Linked DNA regions of Homo sapiens: region 1 is linked to region 2. Evidence: chromatin contacts called from ENCODE Hi-C or POLR2A ChIA-PET data. All regions are on one chromosome and are shown on one strand. Each heading gives the region's core, a stretch centred on a gene start or an enhancer-like site at or near the end of the contact. The rest is flanking DNA. Distances are from core to core; before and after follow the strand shown. Region 1 has its middle 360 kb from the start of LINC01753. Region 2 has its middle 220 kb from the start of LINC01753.

Region 1 (3,212 bases), core at 615-3,114, 140 kb after region 2:
TCATGAAGTACAAACAGCTGTTACCCAGCAGGTTGTGGAGACAAACCATTCCAGGTATGTGCCCAAGCCTGGAGGTACCCAGGCCAACCACAACAAGTCAGTGCAAGAGAAGGAACAGAGAGAGAGAGAAGGCTGGAGTGAGGCAGAGACCAGGTCATGGAGGCAGCGACCAACAGAGGCAACGGCTAGGTCATGGGGGGCCTGTGACAGGGTGAAGGCACTTGGGTTATAGAGTTAGAGAACTTAAGTTCTCTAACTGTAGCCAGCTAGAAGCTACATTTCCCAGCTTTGTTTGGAGCTAGATGTGGTCATGAGACTAAGTTCAGACCAGGGCGACACATGCAGAAGTGATGTGTGTGACTTTCAAGTCACTCCCAAAGACAGGCTCAGCTACTTGCTAATTTCCCAGCCTAATTATTTCTGCAGGCTGGAAAATAGAAACAACTGGAGTGGTCTCAGAAAGACACAATGCAGACAACAGACTGACCTACTAGCCTGGATTCCTAGCTGCCCTAAAAGGACAAGAGTCCTGCTCTCCCTGAACTATTGCCTCTGGACTATTACAGAAGAGAGGAATAAACACCTGCTTAAGTTAGGCCACTGAATACCTGGGTCCCTGTATTACCCCAGCTTCACTTGTACCCTAAGCATCATACAGCCTCATTTTGGAGATTGTGGACAATACACTAAATCCTCAATGTTATCAATAGGTTCTTAGGAACTGTGACTTGAAGCAAAACAGCAGGTCCTTGAATAATGTCTCACATTCACCTTTCTTTCCTTATAATCTTGATAAGAAAAATAATTGGTTTTTATACTTTGTTTCACAGTCACATGGAATCCTATGCAGCCACAAAAAGGATGAGTTCATGTCCTTTGTAGGGACATGGATGAAGCTGGAAACCATCATTCTCAGCAAACTATCACAAGAACAGAAAACCAAACACCACATGTTCTCTTATAAGTGGGATCTGAACAATGAGAACACATGGACATAGGGAAGGGAACATCACACACCAGGGCCTGTTTGGGAGTGGAGAGGCTAGGGGAGGGTTAACATTAGGAGAAATACCTAATGTAGGTGACAGGTTGATGGGTGCAGCAAACCACCATGGCACGTGCATACCTATGTAACAAAACTGCACGTTCTACACATGTACCCTAGAACTTATAATAAAAAAAGAGAGAGAAAAAAAAAGAAACTATGGATGACATTAGGTGAGGACTTACTATGCTACTTGACACATAGTGGGTCTGTGATTAGTCAATATACCTGATATAGTTTGGCTGTGTTCTCACCCAAATCTCATCTTGAACTGTAGCTCCCATAATCCCCACATGTTGTGAGAGAGGCCCAGTGGGAGGTAATTGAAACACGGGGACAGGTTTTGCCCTTGCTGTTCTTGTGATAATGATTAAGTCTCAAGAGATCTGATGATTTTATAAAGGGCAGTTCCACTATGCATGTTCTCTTGCCTGCCACCATGTAAGACGTACATTTGCTCCTCCTTCACCTTCCACCATGATTGTCAGGCCTCCCCAGCCATGTGGAACTCTGAGTCGATTAAACTTATTTTTCCTTATAAATTACCCAGTCTCAGGTATTTCTTAATAGCAGTATGAAAATGGACTAATAACATACCCACAGCTATCATTAGGATGAACTGATAGAATGTGGTGACTCACTAGATGTGGTGGCAAAAGAAAAAGAAAAGCTAATCAGACTCTGAAATTTCCAACTTGGGTGTCAGTGAGAATGATGGGACTCCTAATAGAAATGTGGGGAGGAAAGAGGAGGACAATTTGGGGAGAGAAAATAAAGGCAGGCTCTGGCCATGCTGAGTTTGAGTTGCTGGCAGGGCTCACAGAAAGAGATGCCAACAGGCAATTTGAAATTTGAGCTGTAGCTGAGGTCTGGAAACAAAGAATGGGGTGGGGGTGGGGGAATTGAAGCTGTGGAAATAATGAGGTTTCTAAGGGAGAAAGCTGCAGACGCAGATATTGGAAGGATAATGAGGAGACAAGTCTGGCTGGAGCAAAGGTTTCTAAGGGTGCAAAAGGGAGGGAGCACTGGGAAGGGGTTGAGCCCAGTGTGGCAGAACTTCAAGAGCCCTGTGGAGGAGGAGCTGAGACCTCAGTCTTCAGGCAAAGGGGGCCATGGTGGCTTTGAATGGGGAGGGCAATGATGAAGATCCTACCTGTTGTGCCAGAGCATCCCTGATGGGGCCAGAGGGATGCTCTTCCTCTGCCAGACAAGCAGCTACCACTTACAGCCATTTCACTGCAGTCTTAATAAACACATGTGAAGTACAGCAAACAACCTCAATGAACACGCTGCCTCTAGGTGGTGGGTTATGGGATTATAGGATTTTTTAATACAAAAAGTTAGATGAAAGTGAATTTTTTTAAAAAAAGGTCTGAGTGTGTACTATAAACTTGGTACATCAAAGCACTTTCAGCCTGAATATTTTGGAGAGATTTTTAAGGAGACAATGAAACCAAAGAATTAGCCAGAGTGACTCCATGGAATGGAAAGTCACATCTTGAAGGAGGAGGCAAGACAGGTGACCCCTGCTCAGCCTTTCCATCCTTTAGTCAACCAATATGTATTGAGGGTTGCCCCCACTCTGCCACTTTCAGGGGCCGTCATTCATACCACATGGAGGGTCAAGGCAAGAAGTAAACAAACGTGTCAGGAGTTGTTGAGTGCTGGGGTGAAAAATAAAACTGGGTGAGGGATAAACAGAAGACACAGCCACCCCACCTCAGGGAAGTTCCCTCCAAGGTGATCTTAGAGCCCAGACAGAAGGCAGTGAGGGTGCCACACAGCTCTCAGGGATGGAATGTTCCAGGCCAAAAAGAAGCAGCAAACACAAAAGTCCTGAGGTGGGAGAGGGCATGACACGTTTGCGGAATGCCAGAAGAGGTCAAGGCTGGCATCAGGGTGAGGCAAGTGAAGGGCCTAGGGTGAAAATTTAAGGAAGCCTTCTTCTCAAGTTCCTGTAATTGCCCAGGCAGATGGCTTCCTTTCTTGCTTCACCTCAGTCCAAGCCCTGGTGGCAGTAACTGAGTCTGGGACGGGAAGAGTGGCAGCAGGGCTCAGCGGCCACAGGACTCAGACAACGGGAGCAGCAGAGAACACAAAGCCTCAGATGGCTCACTGCTCTGTCTCCCTAAGAAACTCAATATGAAGGTCCAAGAAATCCTATATG
Region 2 (3,477 bases), core at 888-3,387:
CTGAAAACAAGGTGCTGTCAAATACTGTCAACTTAACAACCTTGATTAAAACTCAAAGAATAAAGCCATCAAAACCCCAGAAAACCAATCTAGAAAACAAATTTGTCCAATTAGTTTAGAAAATCAGTTCACACGCGCTTTGGGGCCACCTAAATAGGATTACATTTGTGCGTGATTGACAATGAGCATTAAGCCATAGATGGAAGCTTGCCCTGGGCTAGAGAGGGTGATAATATGGAAGACTTTATTGCCTGAAGAGTCTCCCCTACTGTAGCCTTCACCCATGAAAACTTCACTTTAGGTAGATTGTAGAGATGTGTACATTTTAAAGGCTTTAAGGCATTCTCCTGTGAAAAGTCAATGTGTCATATTTATCCCTCATGTTGCTATAGCTATGGTCCTTTTCTAAGCACTTTCGCATCCATTTGCTCATTTGAACACAGCATGACCCTGTGGAGGGTCCCGGCTGAGAAGCATGAAGGGTGGGATGGGGCCCAAAGCCTGCCACCTACTTGCAGTGTGGGACTCAGAGGAGTCTGAGTTTAGCTCAGGATTCCTTTCAGGAGGACTTCCCTGATTATCTTTTCACAGGACAGCCTCTTCATTTCTGTAAGCACCAGGCAATCTATTGAGTACTTTGAGGAACTTCAAATGAGCTAATGGCCCTGTTGTGGTCAGGAGTGCTGGCCTCAGGATCCCTGGGTTCAAATTCCTAGTATCACTACATCCTGGTGCCATCTTGCAAGAAGAACCTAACTTCTCTATGTTTCAGATTTCTTGTCTTAAAGGGACAAAATTATATCTACCTTGTTGAGTTTTATTTTTTTGAGATGGAGTCTTGCTCTGTCGCCAGGCTGGAATGCAGTGGCACCATCTCGGCTCACTGCAACCTCCAACTCCCTGGTTCAAGTGATTCTCCTGCCTCAGCCTCCTGGGTAGCTGGGATTATAGGCATGTGCCACCATGCCCAGCTGATTTTTGTATTTTTAATAGAGATGGGGTTTCACCATGTTGGCCAGGATGGCCTTTATCTCCTGACCTCATGATCTGCCCACTTCAGCCTCCCCAAGTGCTGGGACTACAGGTGTGATCTACCATGCCTGGCCTTAATAAAAATGAAAAGACATAATCCATTGAAATTATTTACATTAGGGTTTCTCAACATCCACACAACTGGCATTTTGGACTAGACAATTCTTTGTTGCTGGGAACTGTCCTATGTACTGCAGGATGTTTAGCAGCATCACTGGCCTCTACCCACCAGATGCCATAGCACTCCAAAAATGTCTCAGACATTTTCAAATGTTTCAGGGGTTGGGGGGCAAAATTAATTTCCATTGAAAACCACTGCTTAGGCTGGCACAGTGTCTCACACCTGTAATCCCAGCACTTTGGGAGGGTGAGGCAGGCAGATCACTTGAGGTCAGGAGTTCAAGACCAGCCTGGCCAACATGGTGAAAGCCTATCTCTACTAAAAATACAATAAAAGAAAACCAGGCTTGGTAGTGGGCACCTGTAATCCTCCTGTAATCCTAGGTACTCGGGAGGCTGAGGTACGAGAATGCTTGAGCCTGGGAAGTGGAGGTTGCAGTGAGCCGAAATCACACCACTGTGCTCCAGTCTGGGCAATATAGTGAGACTCTGCCTCATGAAAAAAAAGCCTAATAATAGCTCAGTGAATGTTAACTATTACTGTAATTTGTATTATTGTGTTGTGATTATTAATGTCTTCTGAAGATGAAGTACAAATCTCCCCATTCTATGCTACTATAGAGAAGAAAGAATTCAGTTTTTAAAGCTGAGATAAATCAAATAATTCTAGCATCACAGATTTGCTGGTACTAGTTCCCCCGTGTATTAAATAGGCACAATGTGGCTATTTCTTAAGCTAGTTGAAGATTCAGTGAGCAAGCGCAGATCAAACAGCCTGGTGCTGAAGAGTAGATCAGTGGCTGTTACCTGAATCATACTGTTTTGTCCCTTTGAGGAGGGGTGCTCTGGAAAGAGCCCCTGCCAGCCTCAGAGGAAGGGACATTGCTGGGCAGCAGGTCACATGCAGTGCTTGTCTCAACAAAGCAAAGTAACATGTGGCAAGCACAGCTGGGGGCAGCTGTTCCCTCGTTCCCTGAGGATAAAGCCCTGCTCTGTGGATGAGCATTTTTTGGCACCAGGATAGACACAGCTAAGCCTAACTGGTTATCTGCCAGGCTTGAAGCTGGCCCAACCTTGCCCACCCATCTGCAATTCTTTCCTGATTAGGAAGAAAGTAAATTCACCTCTGAGTCCTCTGCGTGGGAACAAAGCTCTACTTTGCCTGACTTTCAAGATACACAATTAGGATTCCCCAAAGGTTATTGGTGTCAGACTGGCACACAGTAGGTGTTTAACATACTTTCTAAAACCTTTGATGATGCTAGTTTTATGTATCCTGCTTCACTTAATCCTCACACTAATCTTTTGGAGTCAATATTATTGAATTTTATAGATGAAGAAAAGGTTCAGAGGGTTAAGTGGATTTTCTAACAAAACATAACAAGCCGAGTGGTGAACCTTGCATTTGAACCCACATCTGTCTAACTCTGTGCCCTGTGATCTTTCTAATATTGCACCTGTAACGTACAAATCTGGGAAAGAAAAGTAAATCGGGAGGCTATTTCATGATTTTTTTTTTAACTCTCAAGCAGGTGAAAAGATTGCCCACTCACACAGACCCAAGTAACAGATTAGTCTCTCCAACTTCATTAGAAACAATTTTATTTCTCTGAATATTGTGTCTCATTGATTTGCCCTTTTTCCAGGCAGGCACAGTGTTAGAGGCTGAGAATTCTGATCTGAAAAGCCCAAGTCAAAGACCTCCCTGAATTTGAAAAGCCCACAGGAGAAAAACAAGAGATAATCCTTTGACATTTCTTTGCAAGATCCCAATTGTGGCAAATTTTGTGTTCCCAAGTGCTGTGGAGGCACAAGGCAGCAATGACCAGCTCTGTCTGTGAGAGTCAGAACTTCCCAGTCAAAGAGAAATGAACTGAATCTTAAAGGGGGAGCAGGAAGATGTGCACAGTGACTTGTCCCTGAGCCTGGTCCTGGTAAAGGGAACTTAATGTTTAAAGGCATAGTGATGTATAAAGCGGGTGTTTAGGGAGCAACAAGTAAGGCTATGTGGTTGGATTTTAACATCTGCCATTAGGATGCAGACACGGCTAAACATTTGCCAGGTCTTCCATAGCCCCCTAGTATGTCAGAGCCAGACATTCACAAGGTAACTGAAACCAGAGAAGGAACCTGGCCTGTTCAGGGACACTGGAGAGCAAACCTCACTCCTGATTCCCAGAACAACACTTCACCAAACTGAGCTGCCTCTTGTGTAATCACCCTCATTCTCGTTTGGAGCCACCGCCTATGTGTCTCCTGCCTGGCCCAGATTCCTGGGGTCTCAAACCACATGAGACCTCAGAAGGGTGCATTAGTCATTTGCAT

Evidence for each region. Hi-C counts contacts between places; a loop is a spot of excess contacts on that map. ChIA-PET counts read pairs that join two places held with the same protein, here RNA polymerase II (POLR2A). Pooled maps may share reads with other maps.
Region 1: a loop to region 2 is called in a map of ascending aorta, with 2.4 times the contacts of the local background. The contact joins two enhancer-like sites. A Hi-C loop is called at or near these places in 3 of 168 maps with a recorded cell type or tissue (ascending aorta, esophagus muscularis mucosa and prostate gland) and 3 of 50 pooled maps. POLR2A ChIA-PET finds 5 or more read pairs at or near these places in 1 of 52 experiments (BJ).

Annotation. Positions count from the first base shown.
Region 1 is chr1:55,583,821-55,587,032 of GRCh38, reverse strand. No RefSeq gene overlaps it. Among named protein-coding and RNA genes, the nearest start is that of LINC01753, 360 kb to the left of the region's middle. Within about 2 kb of position 1,864, at least 5 of the 41 ENCODE cell types and tissues checked have a DNase peak (open chromatin) inside an H3K27ac peak, as active enhancers do.
Region 2 is chr1:55,719,076-55,722,552 of GRCh38, reverse strand. No RefSeq gene overlaps it. Among named protein-coding and RNA genes, the nearest start is that of LINC01753, 220 kb to the left of the region's middle. RefSeq lists enhancers at 1,593-2,093, 2,094-2,594. Within about 2 kb of position 2,137, at least 14 of the 41 ENCODE cell types and tissues checked have a DNase peak (open chromatin) inside an H3K27ac peak, as active enhancers do.